2 separate regions of the Homo sapiens genome follow, and region 2 is linked to region 1. Evidence: chromatin loops called from intact Hi-C (ENCODE). Cell type or tissue: heart left ventricle. All regions are shown on one strand. Each heading gives the region's core, and the rest is flanking DNA. Links, peaks and the distances in the headings are about the cores only.

Evidence for each region. Hi-C counts contacts between places; a loop is a spot of excess contacts. Peaks named below come from ENCODE experiments on the same cell type or tissue, not always from the same donor. Only the 100,000 strongest peaks of a DNase experiment are listed, where the experiment ranks them.
Region 2: a loop joins it to region 1, with 11 times the contacts of the local background. A loop is called at or near these places in 1 of 110 quality-filtered maps.

What each region holds. Positions count from the first base shown.
Region 1 is chr7:35,819,649-35,830,779 of GRCh38, reverse strand. The region is part of intron 1 of SEPTIN7 (septin 7); the gene reads right to left. Among named protein-coding and RNA genes, the nearest start is that of SEPTIN7, 24 kb to the right of the region's middle. In heart left ventricle, for the core only: no CTCF peak of the experiment used is centred there; no DNase peak of the experiment used is centred there; H3K27ac peaks cover 1,064 bases.
Region 2 is chr7:35,761,616-35,772,746 of GRCh38, reverse strand. All of the region lies in intron 3 of SEPTIN7-DT (SEPTIN7 divergent transcript), which reads left to right. It also overlaps the pseudogene LOC442293. Among named protein-coding and RNA genes, the nearest start is that of SEPTIN7-DT, 33 kb to the left of the region's middle. In heart left ventricle, for the core only: no CTCF peak of the experiment used is centred there; no DNase peak of the experiment used is centred there.

The sequences.
Region 1 (11,131 bases), core at 2,928-7,927:
ATAATCCTTGGCCAAACTGTGAAAAGTGTGCATTTTTATACTGATACAAATCTATGAGTTATATCACAACCCACTTCAAACAACTGGAGTCCGTTTTATAGTTAAGGTAATTAAATGTAATAAACAAAACCCCAGTTTTAAAGTTAATTACAAAATTATTCCATGACAAAATCATCCAATGACTTCCGAACTTCCTCAAAAGTAAAAGCCGAAGTCCCAATGATGGCCTACAGTGTTTCTCTACCTTAGCAGCATCTTAGAATCACTTGGGGGAGCTTTTATAAAATCCTAATGTCTCAGCTGCACCTCCAGATCAATTACATTAATCTCTGCAAGCGAAACCCATCCATCAGTATTTTTTAAAGCTCCTCAAGTAGTTCCAATGTGTACCAATGAAAGCCACTAGCCAACAAAGCCTAGCAAGATCTGGCTCTACTCTTACTTCTGGCCTCATCTCCTGCTACACTTCCTCCCCTTGCTCACTTCACTTTCCCCAACACTGAATCCCTAACTACCCCCCAAACATACAGTGCATACTATCACTTCATGGCTTTTGCACTTGTTGCTTTTTTTATTTGGAATAGTTTTTTTTTTTTTGAGACAGAATTTCACTGTGTTGCCCAGGCTGGGGGGCAGTGGCGCGATCTCGGCTCACTGCAACCTCTTTCCGAGGTTCAAGCAATTCCCTGCCTCAGCCTCCCAAGTAGCTGGGATTACAGGCATGTGCCACCACACCCGGCTAATTTTTGTATTTTTAGTAGAGATGGGGTTTCACCATCTTGGCCAGGCTGGTCTTGAACTCCTGACCTCATGATCCACCCGCCTTGGCCTCCCAAAGTGCTGGGATTACAGGCGTAAGCCACCGAGCCCAGCCACAGATTATTTTTATTACTCAAATGTCACCTTCAAAAAGGCCTGCCCTAATCACCTTATTTAAAATTACGACCCCACTCCTCACCTTAGCACTTTGCTGCCTGCTGTATGCTTCTTCTTAGCTCTTGCCATTATCCAACACACATTTTACCCAACTTGTTTACTGTGACCTCCACCCTGCCCGCAATGTAAGCTCCATCAACGCAGAGATTGAATGAATTACATAAATGGTACATCAAAAAAGGAAGCTACTGAGAGCAAGTTGCACCAGTAGTTTCAAAGAATACAGTATTTTAGACTGCACCTTGAAGGAACTCATCAGATAAGAGGTATAACAAAAATGACTCAGGGTCTGCCCTTGTCTCTTATTCACTGCTTTATCCTTAGCAACAAGAACAGTCTTTGGCACACAGTATTATTTTAAAATTGTGGAAAGCGGGAAACCATTCCAGGCAAAGGGGTAGGCCCTAAAGTGGGGATGAACTTGGTATTTCCAAGAGTAAAAAGAAAGCCGAGACAGGTGGATTGCCTGAGGTCAGGAGTTTGAGACCAGCCTGGGCAACATGGTGAAACCCCGTCTCTACTAAAAAATACAAAAAATTAGCCGGGACTGACAATGTGTGCCTGTAATCCCAGCCATTCGGGAGGCTGAGGCAGGAGAATGGCCTGAACCTGCCTAGGGGGTGGAAGCTGCAGTGAGCCGAGATCGTGCCATTGCACTCCTGCCTGGATGACAGAGCGAGACTCCGTCTCCAAAAAAAAAAAAAAAAAAAAAAAAGAAGGTCCATGAACTATAATGAAGTGAAGTAGTGGACAAGGGGATGAGTGATAGGAAATGAGGTCAGGGAGGCAAGCAGGGGCCTGATCATTTGGGACTCAGCCAAAGTAGGAAGTATATGGATGTTATTTTAGGCATGATAGGAAGACACTAGAGAGTTTTTCATAGGCAAGTGACCTGATTACTGTTTTAAAGATAGCTCTCAGCCATCCAGAGCGGTTCATGCTTGTAATTCCAAACTTTGGGAGGCCAAGGCGAGAGGATTGCTTTAGCCCAGGAGGTTGAGGCTTCAGTGAGCTGTGATCATGCCACTACACTCCAGCCTGGACAACAGAGTGAGAAATTTCATGGTTGGTTGGTGCTGAAAATATAGATTTAGGAATCATCGCCATGCAGATACTATTGAAACAGGATTGGATTCCCAAAGACAGACTATAGATAAACAGGAGGTCGGCAGGGCACGGTGGCTCATGCCTGTAATCCTAGCACTTTGGGAGACCAAGGCGGGTGGATCACAAGGTCAGGAGATCGAGAACATCTTGGCCAACATGGTGAAACCCCATCTCTACTAAAAATACAAAAATGGGCCGGACTTGGTGGCATGTGCCTGTAGCAGTCCCAGCTACTTGGGATGCTGAGGCACAAGAATCGCTTGAACCTGGGAGGCAGAGGTTGCAGTGAGCTGAGATCGTGCCACTGCACTCCAGCCTGGGCAACAAGAGAGAAACTCCAGTCTCAAAAAAAAGAAGAAGGGGGTCGAGGCAAAGCCCTGGAGCAGAGAAAGATCAGTCAGTGGAGACAGGAAGAAAACCAAGATCATCTCAGGGATGGAGGATTCACTTAACTATGCTGAATGCTACAGAGAAAGATACCATTACAGAAACAGACATACTGATAAAATTTGGAAATAAGGTCACTGGTAACTTAAAAAATAAGAGCAGTCTCAGTAACATGGTGACAAAGAAGAGTAACTAGGATGATTTACAGTAGACAATTATTTGCATGTAATTATTATAATAAATATTTTTTAAAATAAAATTATTTTAAACATTTTGTCAGTTCCCCCATATGACTGATTTCCCAGAGGGAGAGAACCATGTCATATTCATCTCTATGTTCTTAGCAAAGTGCTGACACACAGTAGATATTTTAAAAATCTGAATGACTACTCTTTCAGGAAAACATCTTCTGAGGAAGAAACTCTGTACAAAGATAAAACATGGGTTTGGCTAAAAACATATCATCCCAAAATTCGTATAGAAGTGTCCTATCAGATACAAAAATATGGCTCTGAAGCTACCTAGCACAAATACTATTTAGAAAATATACTAATAATTTGGCCAGGCATAATGGCTCCAGCCTGTAATCCTAGCATTTTGGGAGACCGAGGCAGGCAGGTCTCTTGAAGTCAGGAGTTCGAGACCTGCCTGGCCAACATGGTGAAACCCTGTCTCTACTAAAAATACATAAATTAGCTGGGCATAGTGGCGCACACCTGTAGTCCCAGCTACTCTGGAGGCTGAGGCAGGAGAATCACTTGAACCTGGGAGGCAAAGGTTGCAGTGAGTGGAGATCGCGCCACTGCACTCCAACCTGGATGACAGAGCAAGACTCTGTCTCAAAAAAAATAAAAAATTTAATACTGGTCGATTAAAACATATAGACTTGTCATATCTCATAAGAATTTTTCCATACCCTAAATTCTAAAATCAACCATAGTCTGTAATTCAAAAGACTTAACCACCCACTGATTCTTTTCCTGCACAAATGTTCACAGTGCCAGTGTGAAATATCTCGGGATAAGGAACATTATTTATAGATGTGAGTGATACAATTGTGGCATTTATAAGTATGTATAAATAAAAGCATATTCACCCAAGCTTCTACAAAAATACCCCTAGGTCTTTAAAGTATTCCTTGATTTCAAACATTAGTCATTTAAGAAGAAACATTTATCAAATAATCTTTTCTAAAAGCGTATCTGCTAGATATGCTTTACAAAATCTTTTAGATGTTAAATCTGTATGTTAAAAGCATAGTTAAGAAAAATCAAACTACGGTAACTCCACTGTTTGATGGAAAAATCAACTTAAATACAATATCCGGTAACTTAGTTCTAACCTTCCTTCTAAGGTTACATTAGTTCAGCACAAATATATTCAAGTAACAGCACGCTTCAAACAAGTTCTAATAGATAGATTACTGAAATTCTTTAAGAATTCTTTACGTTCTCTTGCCATTTGTTCCTATTCCAAAGTTACCCAAATCTTGCTATCTAAAATGCCATTACCATTTTTAAAACTCTGAATACTAATTTTCAACAAATTTTCCAGTAGATAAAAATTTTCCAATAGGAAAAAGCAGCAACTTATTTTGAAAACTATTAAATATGCTTTTTAGTAACAAAAAATTGATCAAGGGGAGTTTGTAACAGAATGGATGCCTAATAAAAATCAGAATTTGAGAAAAACAACCCTAGAAGGAACTACAAACCTTCAACTTCCCAATATCATTACAAAATGAGATGTTTAATAAAAAACTAAAATGACTAGGGATTATAATGCGCACCTCAAATTACCTTAACACACCCAAATTCTATTTGCAGTTTAAACATCAAGCTACAAAAATCCAAGGTTTACATTAGTAACTTTGTATTTCAAAAATAGCCATTGATCTTTTCTAAATAACTCCAATCTGCCTCCCTTTGGATTTTAAAAAATATATATATATATAAATATACATATATATAGCATATTGTTTTACACACTGACGAAGTATGTTTCTCCTAAAGTGTAAGTAATTCTAAATATGAAAAACAACCACAGACTACAAAAGGAAAAGATATTAATGCAGAAGTTTACTTCTCAACTCCTTAGTATTCCTAACAAAAGCCTTATATCATACACAGATATGTGTCTGGTACTTGCTTAGTCAAATTCCTACCATCTCTCATACAGCCTAAGGGAAAAGTTAAAGAAATTCATTTGCCATTTAAATGTTTTAAATATTTTAAGTATAACTGGTCTAAAAATGCCTAGATTCTAGATTTAATATAATATGAAAACTAAAATATTACAAGATTACATAGGCATGTCCTAAATATCAGTTTTTATGTTCCTCATCCCTCAACTATTTTAAAGGTTCATAACCTATTTAGCATGCCCCCAGCTCTCCTCTTTTTACTGATATGAACAACTGGGTACTGACAGAACCAACTTTTATTTTCTTAATCCTATTCTGGATTCTCAGTTAATCTGTTAAAAAGATTCTAATATTTAACTCTATAAATACATACAAGAATGAGATAACTTAAAATTTAAATCAATTTTTCTTTGCTCTGAACTTAGAGTTCAGATCTTAACTTCCTAGACTTACCTCATTCCTTCACTCATTCATTCAACATACTTACAATATGCCAAGCATATATGTGTGTTCTAGTAAACAGGAATATAAAAGCTAATAAAAACAAGATCCCTGCTCAAGAAGCTAAGAATCTAATAGGGAGGTGAGATAAGCTAGAGGACAATTAAAATAATTCAGTGATAAATGCCCTGATACAGGAAAGCACAGAAGGATATATAAGAGCAAACAAGGAAGGGTGTTTCATCCTATCCTGGGATCAGATCCTTTAGATACTGAAGGACTGACTAGTAGACCTTAATTTGATGACAGATGAGGGTGGGAGCTGGAGAATATGGGTCTCAGTCAGTTGAGTTATTAACTGCAAAGGCCCAAAAGCAAGAAGAGCGTATGGTTCCTTATAGGAACTACAAACAGTTCAATACAACTCATTTTTAGGATCAAGGAACTATAGCTTAGGAAAGTTAAGCAAAAGTCAGATGAGGAAGGACTTTGTTGGCCATACTTAGGAACTTAGACTTCATCTTGAAAGCTTAGGAAGAACACTAAAGATACAAAGAGGAATGCACAATCACATGAATTCACATGCAGAGTCACATTCATACTTTAGAAAATTACTACTGACAAGAATATTGATGATGAACTGGAGGAGAAAATGGTAGTAATCCCCAAGAGCTGCTCCAGCTGCTCAGGGGAAAAATAAAGGCTTGAACCAAGATAGAGGTAGTAAGGATAAAGAGAAATATAGGTTAGAACTCTACTAGCCATTAAGGTAGCCACTAGCTACATGTGGCTACTGAGTACTCGAAATGTAGCTAGTCTGAATTAAGATGTGCTGTAAGTGTAAAATATCATATTTTAAAGACTTAGTATAAGAATCAAAAATATCTTATTAATAATTTTATACTGATTGCATGTTGAAATAAAATTTTAGATATCCCAATTACATAAAATATAAAACTAAAGTTAGTTTCACCTGTTTACTTTTTAAATGTGGTTATTATGAAAGCTTAATTACATATGTGGCTTGCATCAAATTGCTATTGGACAATGCTAGGTTAGATATTAAAGACATGAAATGACAGATCTCTGTAACTAACTTGTAGAAGGGTGATAAAATTCAGATTTCTTAATTTGGGCTTGAGCAATTAAGATGAATGGTGAGTACCAACTGTTAAAAGTAGAAATCATCTGAGTTAAGGTGGACTTTGGGAAGACAATGTCTAGTAGGCAGTTGTATATATAAAGGTTAGAAATGCTAGAAACATCTAGGTTAGACAGATAATGAATATCTTAAGTAATCAACATTTAAATGGTATCAAGGCCATGGATATGAATCCAAATACAGCATACAGAGTAGGAAGCAGGCCAAGAAGCAACACCAACATCCCATCATAATCACCTAAACAAACCTAGGAAAAGCTGAGAGAAAAGAAGAATCAAAGAGTTCCCAGAAGCATTTCAAAGGAGGTCAACTGTAGCAGCCCCCTCAAGAAGTGGTTAACTATACCAAATGCTCTGGATTGGTCAATCTAAGGATACAGAAAAATCTACTTATTGTCATTGGAAACCACTCTCAAAGCTGTATCAATGGAAAGATAGGGGAAGAAGGCAGACTGGAAATAAATAAGCAGAAAAAAAAACTACAGGAGGTGAGTATAAGCAATTTTTTTTAATGCTTATCTTTGAAGAGAAGAACAACAGGATAGCAGCCAGAAAATACAAGGTCAAGAGTTTTAAGCACTTAAAAAAAAAAAAAGGCAGATGGTTCTATTTGTGTGAATGCTAATAGAAAACACCAAGTAGCAGACAAAGTTAAGTAAGGACACAGATAACATTTATGGAATGAAGGACAGGATTTTCCCTAAGTACCAGATATAAAACAACTTGAAAATCCCAAAAAAAAAGAGAAGAGAAGTAGGGGATTTTAAGAAGTAAAGATGTGAAACAGCAACCATAAGAATAGAGAGAGAGACTAGGAATACGTAACAGCCATCCAAGCAATTTTGTCCACCTGGTTAAGGCTGAAGACCATAAATCTTTGACTGTATCCCTGAAGCCATGTGATCTTTTCCTCCAGTAGCAATCCATAACTTGAGTACAATAAAATTGGCTGTAGGAGTCATTTGAAACTTGCTTTGCAGGAAGGGTACACAAAAGTACAAGACCAAGAGAGATGACAAATACAGATGAAGTAATTCAGTGAATGAAAATGGAGAGGATCAAGGATGGAAGGCAGGAAGTAAAGAAGACAGTAAAAAAATAAGTTGCTGGGCACGGTGGCTCATGCCTGTAATCCCAGTACTTTGGGAGGCTGAGGCGGGCAGATCACCTGAGGTCAGGAGTTCAAGATCAGCCTGACCAACATAGAGAAACCCCATCTCTACTAAAAATACAAAATTAGCCAGGCGTGGTGATGCATGCCTGAAATCCCAGCTACTTGGGAGGCTGAAGCAGGAGAATCCCTTGAACCTGGGAGGTGGAGATTGCAGTGAGCCAAGATCACGCTATTGTACTCCAGCCTGGGCAACAAGAGCGAAACTCTGTCTCGAAAAAATAAATAAATACATGTAAGTTATGGTTAAAATGGACTATACAATTAAGATTTTAGAAGTGGAACATAAGTTGCAGATGATAGCCCCACAGGGTTATTATTTCTTTTTTTAATATTTTACTTTTAAATATTTTTTCTTCCCACCCATTCCTCCATAGGGCTATTAAAAGGATGGCTCTCAGATGAGACAGAGAGAGAAAAAAAAGGATGGCTCAAGCACAGTCAAGAAACTGAAGCTAACTTACTGAAAGTGTCTTACACATGGGCCAAAAATGTCCCAGAATGATGATGGAGCTTGGAGCAGAAAGAAAAATTGAGTGTTAGATGTCATCTTTAATATTAGAACAAAACAGGGGTGTGGTAGCTGAAAATTTTAAGAAGGGGTAGAAAACATTGCTGCTAAACAGTAAAACTGTAAGGAAGCAGGGTTCTTTTTGAAGGAGAATGGCCTAGAATCTAGACCAGTGTTGTATCATGGAAATATTAGGTAACCACATATGCAATTATAAATATCCCAGTAGAGGGGTCCCCAACTTCCAGGCCATGGACTGGTAGCGGTCTGTGGCCTGTTAGGAACTGGGCCGCACAAGAGGAGGTAAGTGGCGGGCAAGCAACTGAAGCTTTATCTGTATCTCCAGCCTCTCGTATTACCGCCTGAGCTCTGGCACCTGTCAGATCAGCGGCAGCATTAGATTCTCATTGGAGAGTGAACCCTATTGTGAACTGTTCATTCAAGGGATCTAGGTTGCGCAGTCCTTATGAGAATCTAATGCCTGATGATCTGTCACTGTCTCCCATCACCTCTAGATAGAACCTCATCTCTTAAAAAAAGAAAAAAATAAAATAAGTATTAGGCTGAGTGTGGTGGCTCACTCCTGTAATCCTAGCACTTTGGGAGTCCGAGGCGGGTGGACTGCCTGAGCTCAGGAGTTCAAGACCACCCTGGGCAACATGGTGAAATCCTGTCTCTACTAAAATACAAAAAATTAGCCAGGTAGTCCCAGCTCCTCAGGAAGCTGAGGCACGAGAATTGCTTGAACCTGGGAGGCAGAGGATGCAGTGAGCCAGGATGGTGCTACAGCACTCCAGCCTGGGCGACAGAGCGAGACTCTGTCTCCAAAAGTTAAAAAAATAAAATGAGGCCAGGTGTGGTGGCTCACGCCTGTAATCCCAGCACTTTGGGAGGCCAAGGCGGGTGGATCATCTGAGGTCGGTCAGGAGTTCGAGACCAGCCTTGCCAACATAGTGAAACCCCGTCTCTACTAAAAACACAAAAATTAGCCAGGCATGCACCTGTAATCGCAGCTACTCAGGAGGCTGAGGCAGGAGAATCATCTGAACCCCGGAGGTGGATGTTGCAGTGAGCTAAGATCGTGCCACTGCACTCCAGCCTGTATGACAGAGTGAGACTCCATTTCAAAATAAAAATAAAAATAATAAAGTGAGTACTAGTGCCCAGTACTGGGTGATGATGTGGAAAAAGAGACACTCTCCTACATGACTTTTGGAATATAAACTTAAACCACTTACTTAAAGGGCAATTTAACCATGTGGACCAAAAACTGAAGTTTTTATTGTCTTAAATTCAACAAATTCCACTTCCAGAAATGGATAGTCTTGAGAATCATACATGATTAAGATAAAAGAATATTCAACAAAGCACTGCTCATAATAGTAAAAAATTGTAACAATTTTTGATGAGTTCTAAAGACAAGTGAAACTAAAATTGTATTACAGTACCTCCATGTATTAAAATACCAGGCAGCCATTAAAAGTAAGGTTTTAGAAAAATATGCATGGACAGATAATGATATATTGACTAGAAAAACATTCTTAAACACTTGTCACAGGAGAACATCAAAGAAATTGGTGGAGTAAATACTTCAGAAAATTCTGCTTCATTAAAAGCAAGGAGAAAACTGACACAAACTGTTCAAATCAACTTAACTTAAAATTCTGGAAATTAACTAAAAGCTTGCAGGAATCCAGGTAATGCTGATTCAAGACAAGGGGCTGAGCCTTGGTAAAAACAGCAGCTCTTGCATTTTAACTTGCCCATTGTCATCTCTCTACCTCTACAGTAGCCTTGAAAACCATCAGCACACAATCACAGTAAAAACCAGCAGCCTAGTGGCAACTGGAAAAAAACAGAACAATCATGGAATGCTTTCAAAGCCTCACTCTCAAACTGCTGTCATTATTTGATGTGTCTGGTAGTCCCTAAAGGCCCACTCACAAGTGACCACTAAGATAACCAAGCAGAGATTTCAGTGACAACATATGGCAAAAATTAACTTCACAGAATTAGTTCGAAAAGGAACTAAGCAAATAACAAAAAGCAACAACAATAAACCCTGCAGAGAAGGGAGAATCTGATTTCCAGAGCTGCCACACTGTATTATTTGAAATATTTAAAATGTCTAGTATTCAAGAGAAAAGTATGAGCCTTGCAAAAAAAACTCAAAACTGCATGGCCCATGTACAGGGGAAAAAAGCAACAGTCCCTGAGAAAGCCCAGACATTAAACAAATACTTTAAACCTGCTATTTTAGATATGTTCAAAGAACTAAAGAAAAGTCTAATAAACTGTCAAGTATGAAAACAATGTTCATCAAATAGATAATATCAAAAAAGATAATTTTTTAAAAATTCTGGAGTTAAAAAATATAATAAATAAAAGTATTCACTAGAGAAGCTCAACGAAGGATTGCAGCTTGCAGAAAAAAGAATCACCAAACCTGAAAATGGGTTAAATAACATTAACCAATTTAAGTAAAGAAAGAAAAATGAACAGAGCCAGAGACCTACAGAACAAAATCAAACATGAAGTAAGGGAGGGAAGGAGAAAAGGGGTGGGTTTAGGAAGGAAGGGGCAGAATGTATATTTGAAGAAACAGAACTGAAAACTTCCCAAATTTGAAGAAAAACATTAGTATCAACATCAAAGCTCAACAAACTGAATAAGATAAAATCAAAGAGACCCACACATAACCAAACTGTTAAAAACCAAAAACAGAGAATCTTGAAAGCAGCTTATGAGAAGCAACTATATGTATAAGAGACTGTAAATAAGAATAGCTGACATCCTATCAGAAACCATGGAGGCCCGAAAGCAAAAGGATAACATATTTCGAATGTTGAAAGAAAAAGACTGTCAACCAAGTGAGCTATGATGGTGCCACTGCACTCCAGCCTGAGTGAGAGTGAGACCCTGTCTCAAAAAAAAAAAAAAGACAAGATGTAGAAAACAGCAAAATTACAGGTGTAAATCATATCACTACTTAGATTAAATGTAACTAATGTATTTTGCTGTTTCAGGTATAATAGGACTCCAATCAAAAGGTAAAGAATGGCTATGTGGATTTTTAAAAGTAAGATCCAACTATGTGGTGCCCACATGAGACATGTTTCAGAATCACAAACACAAACAGATTGAAAAAAAAGGACAGAAAACAAGAGAGAGCTGAAGTAGCTACACTAATATCAGAAAACACAGACTTAAAAGACATATTGTTACCACAAAGAAGGATATTTTATACTGACTGAAGGACCAATCCATTGAGAAG
Region 2 (11,131 bases), core at 3,035-8,034, 58 kb after region 1:
ATGACAAAATCATGGCTTCATGGATAGAAGAAAATTGGACAATTCTCTCTTTTCCTCTAATTTGCTTAATTTAATAAATCAACAATTTATTATGGGCCTTTCATCTTTTTAGATAGTGGTATGAGCTCTGGAGATATAAACATGCTATGACACTCTCTCTGATGCCCAATATAATTATAATTTAAGTGAAGGAGACAGACTTGGGAAAAGATAATTATGAATTTAAGAATTTATGTTTTAAGTGCTATTAAAGAGAAATGCACAAAGAGTGTTACAGAGACAAATAATTATCTAGGGGATTGGTGGTAGGAATAGAGAGGTAAATAAGAGGAAGTAGGATATTACAGACAAGATGATATTTAAGGAAGAGTGAAGAAGATTGAGAGAGACTGAATTGTCTAATATTATATGAACCCTGACTCAACTGGTCCCTTTACAAGAAGGCCATCTTTCCTAAAGAATGGGACATTACCCTGGTCATTTGTATGATGATTTTAGGTGGCATACTGATATGACTTCAAATAAAATTGGTTTGCTCAGAAAATTATTCTCTTTAAATCCATCTGATTAAATCAAATAGAAAGTCTGTTTGGAACTGGTATCCTCTTTTGATATCTTCTAACACTTACACTACTTTTTAAATATAGAGATACTGGGCTCAGGTCCAGAGCCTTCAGGAAGCAATAACATTTAATAATTTTATATTATTTTCATCATATTTACTTAGAAGATAACTTTCTATTTCTGGCAAATGGTGCTGGTTTGCTACTTATAGTTGTGATATAAAGTTATTTATTCACTTATTCACACAACAAATATTTGTTGAGTACCTTCTGTGTGCCAGGCACTGTTCAATGAACTTGTGAATAAAATATTAGTGGATAAAACAAAAACTTCTGTCCTGAGGACCCTATAACATAGCTTATTATTTTGCTTGATTATTGTTTTTTAAGTTTAAAAATGGGTTTAATTTTAAGTTAGTAAGTAAATAATAATACATATCATAGCAGTACAGGATACAGGTCAGAGATAGTATAGAGGAGAAATGAAGATGAATGCTACATCAAATTGCCTAAGGTTGAATCCTGGTTCTACCAGCTATTAGTTCTGTGACCTTGAATAAGTTGCTTACTTTTTTGCGCCTCATTTTCCTCCCTTGTCAAATATTGTGACAATTCACTACATGTTGATTGTTGTTGTTGATATTACTATTATTACATAGATTGTCAAAATCCTGAAATTTATATTCAAATGACTGAATTTGGGGAAATATTGGACTAGATTGTTTAAACAATTTTTTAAAACAATGCAGGGTCTGGGCTTACTTTCCTTCTTAGCATTTTATTTTGATATAATTTTAGACTTACAGAAAAGTTACAAAAATAGTACTAAGAATTCCCATGTACGCTTCACCCAGCTTCCCCTAATGTTTACATTTTATGTAACCATATTACAATTGTCAAAACTAGTAAATTAACATTGGTATAATACTATTATTAGTTAAACTACAGACTTTATTTGTATTGCCCTGGTTTTCCCAATATCATTTTTCTTTTCTAGGATCCAATTTGGGATCCCACATTGCATTTATTTGCTTATTTTTGGTTTTTCTTTTTTTAATTAATTAATTTATTTATTTATTTGAGATGGAGTCTCACTCTGTTGCACAGGCTGGAGTGCAGTTGTGTGATCTTGGCTCACTGCAACCTCTACCTCCTGGGTTCAAGCGATTCTCCTGCCTCCACCTCCCAAGTCGCTCGGATTACAGGCCCATGCCACCACGCCTGGCCAATTTTTGTATTTTTAGTAGAGATGGGGTTTCGCCATGTTAGCCAGGCTGGTCTCGAACCCCTGACCTCAAGTGGTCCTCCTGCCTTGGCCTCCCAAAGTGCTGGGATTACAGGCATGAGCCACTGCACCCGGCCCCACATTGCATTTAGTTGTTACGTCCTTTTAGTTGCCAACTATGTAGACTTTATGTAGACTCGGTGTCTCCTTGACATTCATGACCTTCACATTTTTGAAGAGTACTGGTCAGGTTTTTGTAGAATGTTCTTCAGTTTTTCTGTGTCTGATGTTTTCTCATGATTAAATCAAGTTTATGCATTTTTTGATAAGCATACACAGCAATGATGGGCCCTTCTCACAACATCATGATCGGGGGTTCATGATACTGATATGTCTTATTACAGTAATGCTAGTCTCCATCACTTGATTAAGGTGCTATTTGCCAGGTTTCTCCACTACAAAGTTACTATTTTTACCTTTATTATTAATAAATATCTTGGGGAAGATATGTTGAAATTGAAAATATCCTGTTTCTATTCCACTGATTTTAAGCATTCATTAATGGATCTTGCCTGCAACAAATATTAGTGTGGTGTTCTGTTTTTAATTTTCTATTTCCCTCATTTTTTCCATATTTATTAATTGGAATTTTATGTAGGCTGTCTCTTTTGTTCCATTAGTTTTTAAAAATGCAATTATTTGTTAATATCAATATGAATTCATAAATATTTATTATGTGGATTGTAATCCAATGCTATTGTTACTTACTTTTTGATCAAATTGCTTCAGCTTTGGCCACTGGGAGCTCTTTCTAGTTGGCCCCTATGTCTTCCTGACATGCCCCCATTATTTTTTTTAGCACTCCTTACTTTTTTGGCACCACATGATGCCTCAGACTCACCTTGTGTTTTCCCTGCCCCAGCCTCCACAAGCACTTCTCCAAAGAAGGTCTTAAATAAAGTAAAATTTTACAATATAAAAATTAAACAGGGCTGGGCATGGTGGCTCACACCTGTAATTCCAGCATTTTGGGAGGCCGAGGCTGGAGGATCACTTGAGGCCAGGAGTTCAAGATCAGCTTAGCCATTATGGCGAAACCCCATTTCTACTAAAAATACAAAAATTAGGCCGGGCACAGTGGCTCACGCCTGTAATCCCAGCACTTTGGGAGCCTGAGGTGGGTGGATCACCTGAAGTCAGGAGTTCAAGACCAACCTGGCCAACATGGTAAAACCTTGTCTTTATTAAAAATACAAAACTTAGCAGGGCATGGTGGTGTGATGTAAACCCAGCTACTCAGGAGGCTAAGGCAGGAGAATCGCTTAAACTTGAGAGGCAGAGGTTGGAGTGAACAGAGACTGTGCCACTGTACTCCAGTCTGGGCAACAGAGCGAGACTCCATCTCAAAAAACAAATAATAATAATAAATAAAAATAAAAATACAAAAATCAGCTGGTGGTCTAATTAGCTGTAATCCCAGCTACTCAGGAGGCTGAGGCAGGAGAATTGCTTGAACCTGGGAGGTGGAGGTTGCAGTAAGCCAAGATCGTGCCACTGCACTCCAGCCTGGGTGACACAGCAAGACTCTATCTCAAAGAAAAAAAAAGAAAAAAAGAAAAAAATTATACAGAAAAAAAATTAAGAATATGAAATTTAAATGTAAAACACTTTAGTTAAAAATTGTTTTAAAAACCAACACAAGGTTTAACATAGATGAAAGTGGCATATATTTTTTTCTTAGAATTTGACTGCTACTTGAATTATAGTTTTCCTCACAGTGCTAGGTTAACAGAATTAATCAGATGATCAAAACATTATATCATAGGGCAGTGGAGGGATGTTATATTTTGGGTAAATAATAATGTAATTCGCAGCATAAGAATTAAGGGCAGTCAATCTAGAGTCAGAATGGCTGGGCTCAAATCCTAATTCCACTACTTACTAGCTGTGTGACACCAAGCAAGTTACTTGACTTCTCCCAACCTCAATTTTCTAATGGGTAAAAATGAGGTTAATGACAGTACTTAAAAAGTTTAGGACGGGCGCGGTGGCTCACGCCTGTAATCTCAGCACTTTGGGAGGCCGAGGCGGGTGGATCACCTGAGGTCAGGAGTTCGAGACCACCCTGACCAATATGGTGAAATCCCATCTCTACTAAAAATACAAAAATTAGCTGGGTTCGGTGTCGCGCCCCTGTAATACCAGCTACTCGGGAGGCTGAGGCAGGAGAATCGCTTGAACCAGGAGCCGGAGGTCACAGTGAGCCGAGATCGCGCTATTGCACCAGCCTGGGCACCAAGAGCGAAACTCCTGCGAACATGGCCCTGCAAGCAGCACGGAGCATGCGGGCCGTGCTCTGCAGCCTGCGCGCGCTCTGGGCACCCGCCGTGCCCTGCCTGCCAAGGCCCTGGCAGCTGGGGGCGGGCGCCATCTGGACGCTGCTCACAGGACCCGTTCTGCTCTGGGTGTGTAAATTCACAGAGAAGCATGAATGGATAACAACAGAAAATGGTATTGGAACAGTGGGAATCAATAATTTTGCAAACGAAGCTTTGGGAGATGTTGTTTACTGTAGTCTGTCTGAAGTTGGGACAAAATTGAACAAACAAGATGAGTTTTGTGCTTTGGAAAGTGTGAAAGCTGCTAGTGAAATCTATTCTCTTTAATCAGGAGAAGTAACTGAAATTAATGAAGCTCTTGCAGAAAATCCAGGACTTGTCAACAAATCTTGTTGTGAAGATGGTTGGCTGATAAAGATGACACTGAGTAACTCTTCAGAACTGGATTAACTTATGAGTGAAGAAGTGTATGAGACATACATAAAATCTATTGAGGAGCGATAATGGAACCCCTAAATAAACTAGTATGAAATTATGCAACCCAGCAGAATTGTCTTAAATTAGCGGTGGTTAGAAGACTTAGAATAGCAACTTTTAGCATTACCGATGGGGAAAAAAAAACTACTGTTAACACTAATGAAAGAAAATGCCCTTTATCTTTCAAATGATTATAGACAAACATAATATTCTTCTATTTTATAATACTCTATGATTTTTAGACTAGGCTCTAGTATTCAGAATTCATTAAATTATCCATGGTAAAAACTAGTTATAAAAATTACATAATGTTTGCAGATGACATGATTGTATATTTAGAAAACCCCATCATCTCAGTCCAAAATGTCCTTAAGCTGATAAGCAACTTCAGCAAAGTCTCAGGATACAAAATCAATGTGCAAAAATCACAAGCATTCCTATACACCAATAATAGACAAGCAACCAAATCATGAGTGAACTCCCATTCACAAATGCTACAAAGAGATTAAAATATCTAAGAATACAACTTACAAAGGGAAGAACCTCTTTAAGGAGAACTACAAACCACTACTCAAGGAAATCAGAGAGGACACAAACAAATGGAAAAATATTCCATGCTCATGGATAGGAAGAATCAATGTCGTGAAAATGGTCATACTGCCCAAAGTAATTTATAGGTTCAATGCTATCCCCATCAAGCTACCATTGACTTTCTTCACAGAATTAGAAAAAAACTACTTTAAAGTTCATATGGGACCAAAAAAGAGCCCGTATAGCCAAGACAATCCTAAGCAAAAAGAACAAAGCTGGAGGCATCATGCTACCTGACTTCAAACTATACTACAATGCTACAGTAAAAAAAACAGCATGGTACTGGTACCAAACCAGATATATAGACCAATGGAACAGAACAGAGGCCTCAGAAATAACACTGCACATCTACTACCATCTGATCTTTGACAAGCCTGACAAAAACAAGAAATGGGGAAGGGATTCCCTATTTAATAAATGGTGCTGGGAAAACTGGCTAGCCGTATGCAGAAAACTGAAACTGGACCCTTCCTCACACCTTATACAAAATTTAACTCAAGATGGGTTAAAGATTTAAACGTAAGACCTAAAACCATAAAAACCCTAGAAAAAACTTAGGCAATACCATTCAGGACACAGGCATAGGCAAAGACTTTATGACTAAAACACCAAAAGCAATGGCAAGAGAGCCAAAATTGACAAATGGGATCTAATTAAACTAAAGAGCTTCTGCACAGCAAAAGAAACTATCATCAGAGTGAACAGGCAACCTACAGAATGGGAAAAAATATTTGCAATCTATCCATCTGACAAAGGGCTAATATCCAGAATCTACAAGGAACTTAAACAAATTTACAAGAAAAAACAACCCCATCAAAAAGTGGACACAGGATATGAACAGACACTTCTCAAAAGAAGACATGCAGCCAACAAACGTGAAAAAAAGCTCATCATCACTGGTTATTAAAGAAATGCAAATCAAAACCACAGTGAGATACCATCTCACACCAATTAGAATGGCAATCATTAAAAAGTCAGGAAACAACAGGTGCTGGAGAGGATGTGGAGAAATAGGAATGCTTTTACACTGTTGATGACAGTGTAAATTAGTTAAACCATTGTGGAAGGCAATGGATTCCTCAAGGATGTAGAACCAGAAATACCATTTGACCCAGCAATCCCATTACTGGTTATATACCCAAACGCTTATAAATCATTCTACTGTAAAGACACATGCACACGTATGTTTATTGCAGCACTGTTCACAATAGCAAAGACTTGGAACCAACCCAAATGCCCATCAATGATAGACTGGATAAAGAAAATGTGGCACATATACACCATGGAATGCTATGCAGCCATAAAAAAGGATGAGTTCATGTCCTTTGCAGTAACATGGATGAAGCTGGAAACCACATTCTCAGCAAACTAACACAGAACAGAAAACCAAACACCACATGTTCTCACTCGTAAGTGGGACTTTAAAAATGAGAACACATGGACACAGGGAGGGGAACATCACACAACAGGGTCTATCGTGCCATTGGGGGGCTAGGGGATGGATAGCATTAGGAGAAATACCTAATGTAGATGACGGGTTGATGGGTGCAGCAAACCACCATGGTACGTGTATACCTATGTAACAAACCTGCAAGTTCTGCACATGTATCCCAGAACTTAAAGTATATAAAAAATTACATAATTCAATGATAATGTTATTCTTAAGCCTTCTATAATGTTGTAACTTGTGTATATCTATACCTGGATTTGGGTTGAAACACTTAATGATCTTTCCGTTGGAAATAACTGGGAGCGAAGAAGTTTTTGTTGCTTGTACAGTGTCAGATGAAGAACAACACTATCTTAATTTTGCAATATACTGCATTTGCTGGTGCTATTTTTACACTGTGAAGCAACAGCTTTGCAGCAAAATAATAAAATACTTTTTTGTTAAAAAAATAGCAAAACTCCATCTCAAAAAAAAAAGTTTAGAAGAGTTTCTGGCACATAATGGTATAAAATATGACCACCAATTTACAGTGCTCTTTACATCTTATGAAGGACTTTCAATTATATTAGCTCATTTTATCACACAATAGCACTTAGTGTATTTATTACTATTTCAAACTTATAGATAAAGAAGCTGAGGCTCAGAAAGGTTAAGTGACTTTCTGAGATCTTACAGCTTAAAAGTGGGAAAGGGAAGGCTCAAACCCCAATCGTCTGGCTGCAAACTCTGGGTAGGAATGTAAGTACCAACTGTGGAGTAGAATATTAAACAATTAAAAAACTAATGTGACAAAATTTCAGGTTAACAAATTACCTAACAATTCATATAATAGTATCAGAACTTCAATGCAGGTCTTTAACTGACCTTCTTTTCTTAATCTGGTCTATGACATTAGCTTCAAAGAATGTCAAAAACACCTGGCTATATTTATGCAAATTTGTATACATGTGCTTTTTTTCCAGGAAAAGTGTTCATATGTTTCATCATGTTTTCTAAGGGGTTTATAAGCCCCAAGAAGTTAAGAACTTGGCTGGAATTCCTAATTCTCTGACAAGCTGCTTCGTTAGAGTGGTTATTATTTGGATGTTTATATTACTTTTAATGGTAGAAACTGCAATTACCTTTATACCAACCTAATATTTGAAGTGACAAATAGGGGACAATTCTCTTCTCGATGGGGAAATGGCTAAATTTTTAAAAATCTCTTTTTAAACTTTTTTTTTTTTTTTTTTGAGACGGAGCCTCACTCTGTTGCCCAGGCTGGGGTGCAATGGCGCAATCTTGGCTCACTGCAACCTCCACCTCCTGAGTTCAAGCGATTCTCCTGCCTCAGCTTCCTGAGTAGCTGGGACTACAGGCATCCACCACCGCACCCAGCTAATTTTTTGTATTTTAGTAGAGACAGGGTTTCACCATGTTGCCCAGGGCGGTCTTGAACTCCTGAGCTCAGGCAATCCACCCACCTCGGCCTCCCAAAGTGCTGGGATTACAGGCATGAGCTACCATGCCTGGCCTTTTTAAACTTTTTATCTTGGAATTTTCCAAAAATCACAAAAATTCAACTCTCATATAATACTCAGCTTCAAAAATGTTTAACATATAGCCAATCTTGCTTTATTAATAACTCCCAAAGATAAATGGATTTATTCCTGCATTATTTTAATAAAATCTAGCATCATTTCACTTTTTTTCTGACAATATTCAAGATTGTCATATGACTAAATCTAAATATAATTCCTATGCACCATAGAGAAGCAATTGTAAAGTCTATTATTCATTCAACAAAATTTTTGGGGTTACCTAATATTATACATTGCAAAGCACTAGAGGAGACGCAAGTATAAGTAAGATAAGATTTTCACTAACCTTAAGTAATTAAAATACGACATCATAAAACACCTTTTAGAGTTCTAGATTTCAGCCTTTAGATGCCTTTAAAATTGCTCAAGGCCAAAAATTAGTATTCATCCTTGATTTTTCACCTTCTCTCAGCAACCCCTCTTGCCTATCAAATTCATCAGCAAGTCCAATCAGCTGCATCTCCAAAACGTATACTAAGTTTCTCCATTTCTTTTCATCTCAATTGCTGTTCTCTTAATCCTAGCCTCCACTAGCTTTCTGCTGGGCTACTGAAGAGTCTTCTAACTGGCTTATGTATTTCTACTCTTGTCTATTTTCCATTGTCTGCCCAGGGAGATATGAACAAAAACATTGAAAACAACATAAATGCCCTTCAACCAAGGAATGGAGAAATCACGACATGTTAATCCAAGAAAATGCTAAGTAGTTGCTAAGGATTAATGAGCATGGATAAATCTCAGCAACATAATACTGAAGGTAAAAAAGCAAGTACAGAAGAATATGCACAGTATGGTACCATTCATATAAAGTTTAAAAACATGCAAGGCAGTGCTACATATTGTTTATAGATATGTATGAGTATGTGTGGTAAAAGCACAAAAACATGCAAGAAAATTACAAGCATAAAGTTTAGAATGGCAGTTACCTTTAAAGAGGGAGGAGAATAGGACTGAAAAGAGTACCATGGGGATTTTAACTGAATCTGATTTCTTAAGGTATCCCTTTTCTTGTTGTCTGTAAGTTCTTAGATGCCTGAAAAATTTTATAATTAAAATAAAATCAGATCAGATATTTTTATTTTAATTATAATATATAAATCAGATAAACATTACTCACTCATATAAATTCTTCAATGGCTTTTCATTGTTCGTAAAAAGTCCCAACCTGTTAGCAAGGTACAACAGGTCCCATGTGATCTGGTCCCTGCCTGCCTTTCCAAGCTCATCTTTTTCCCTCTCCTCATTAATTATCACCTTGCTGCCTTTTTTTCTGTTCCTTGAAGAAGTCAAGCCTGTTACTGCCTCAGGAACTTTGCACTGGTTCTTGCCTCTTCTCCAGATCATTCCCCAGTATATTCACTTATTTGCTTCTTGCTCTTCAGGTCTCAGCTCAGACAAGCCTTTCCTTGACCATCCTATTTAAAATAGTCCCCACCTTTTCTGTCTTTCTCTACACATCACTCTTTCATCCCCTTCACAGCACTAATTACCCTTGAAGAACTCTTGTTTATTTATTTATTAGCTGACGTCTCGTACTAGCATGTGAGCTCCTTATCTGTCTTTCCCACTGCTATATCTCTGGCAATTACAACAGTGCTTCATGCATGGGAAGCCCTCAATAAACATTTGTGGAACGAGTGAATTTATTCTTATTCTGAATAACCAGAAAAACCTAGACTTTTTTGGTGAAGAAATAGAAGCTAGAAATCTAAATCATAATACTTTTGGTGGGGGGTGGGAGGGGGTGTTGTTTTCCAAATGTGTCAACATTTCTTTACCATGATCCATATCAAAGGATTATAAATCCAATTTGTATTTGATGATAGAGACTGATATTTGGCTCCTTTTCATTGTCTTTAATATGGACTGTAAAATTGGGTGATTTGATTAGTTTGTGTGTACTTAAATGTACTGCTGTGTGTCTACTGTTGAACCATGTTGCACTATCTTCTACTTTTTCTAAAATAAATCTGGAAACAAGTAAACCATCAGTTCCCTCCTAAAATATGAGTCATATTAAAGGCATCCTGACATATTTCTACTTGTTCTAAGTAGAACTCTGAATAATTATTGATACTGTAGAATGTTCTTAAAACATACCATCCTTAGTGAACTCAACTTTGGTCTTTTATAGATAATGGAGATATTTTTGTTAGGAATGTCCCCTTGATTAGCAATCATTTCTCTAAGGACAAGTTCTGCCTTGTTGAGGCTGCCCTGAGATAACCCAGGCTTGTGATGCATGGCTAACAATTAATTTTCCTTTGGAAGTTACTTCAAACCTTTATTTTTCAAATTCACAATTGAATCTATGCTGCACATTTCTCGAGTTCATCACTTAATTCAATAGCAATTCAAAAAATCTTCCAAGGTTTATAAATTTGATCTTTAGGTTAAAGATAAACATGTATGCTTTCCTTCTTTCTGGCTAGGCCTAGCTTGCAAGCTGAGAAACAGAGCATATGTCTTACATTAGTGAATCTTATCAGGCTCTGAAGATGTACTCCCATTTCCTGTTCATACCATGCTTACGTGCTATGGAGCTAAATTGTAATCATAGCTGCGACGCTATTTTTAAAATGTTGTTACAATTTTGAGTTCCTGGCTGCCTTTTAGAACCATGATCATACTGCCACTTTCTCCCCAAAGGTGCTATTTTACAGCATTTGAGTGACTGAGTTAAGAAATATCTTTATGCTTGCATTTTTTCTGGAAACGAATAAACCTTGCTACCTGGCTGGGAAATTTCATTGGTGTTTATTTATTTATTTTTAAAGATGAGGTCTCACTATATTGCCCAGGCTGGTCCTCAACTCCTGGACTCAAGCAATCTTCCCACCTTGGCCTCTCAAAGTGCTGGGATTACAGGTGTGAGGCATTATGCCTGGCCCTAGGAAGGGAAGTTT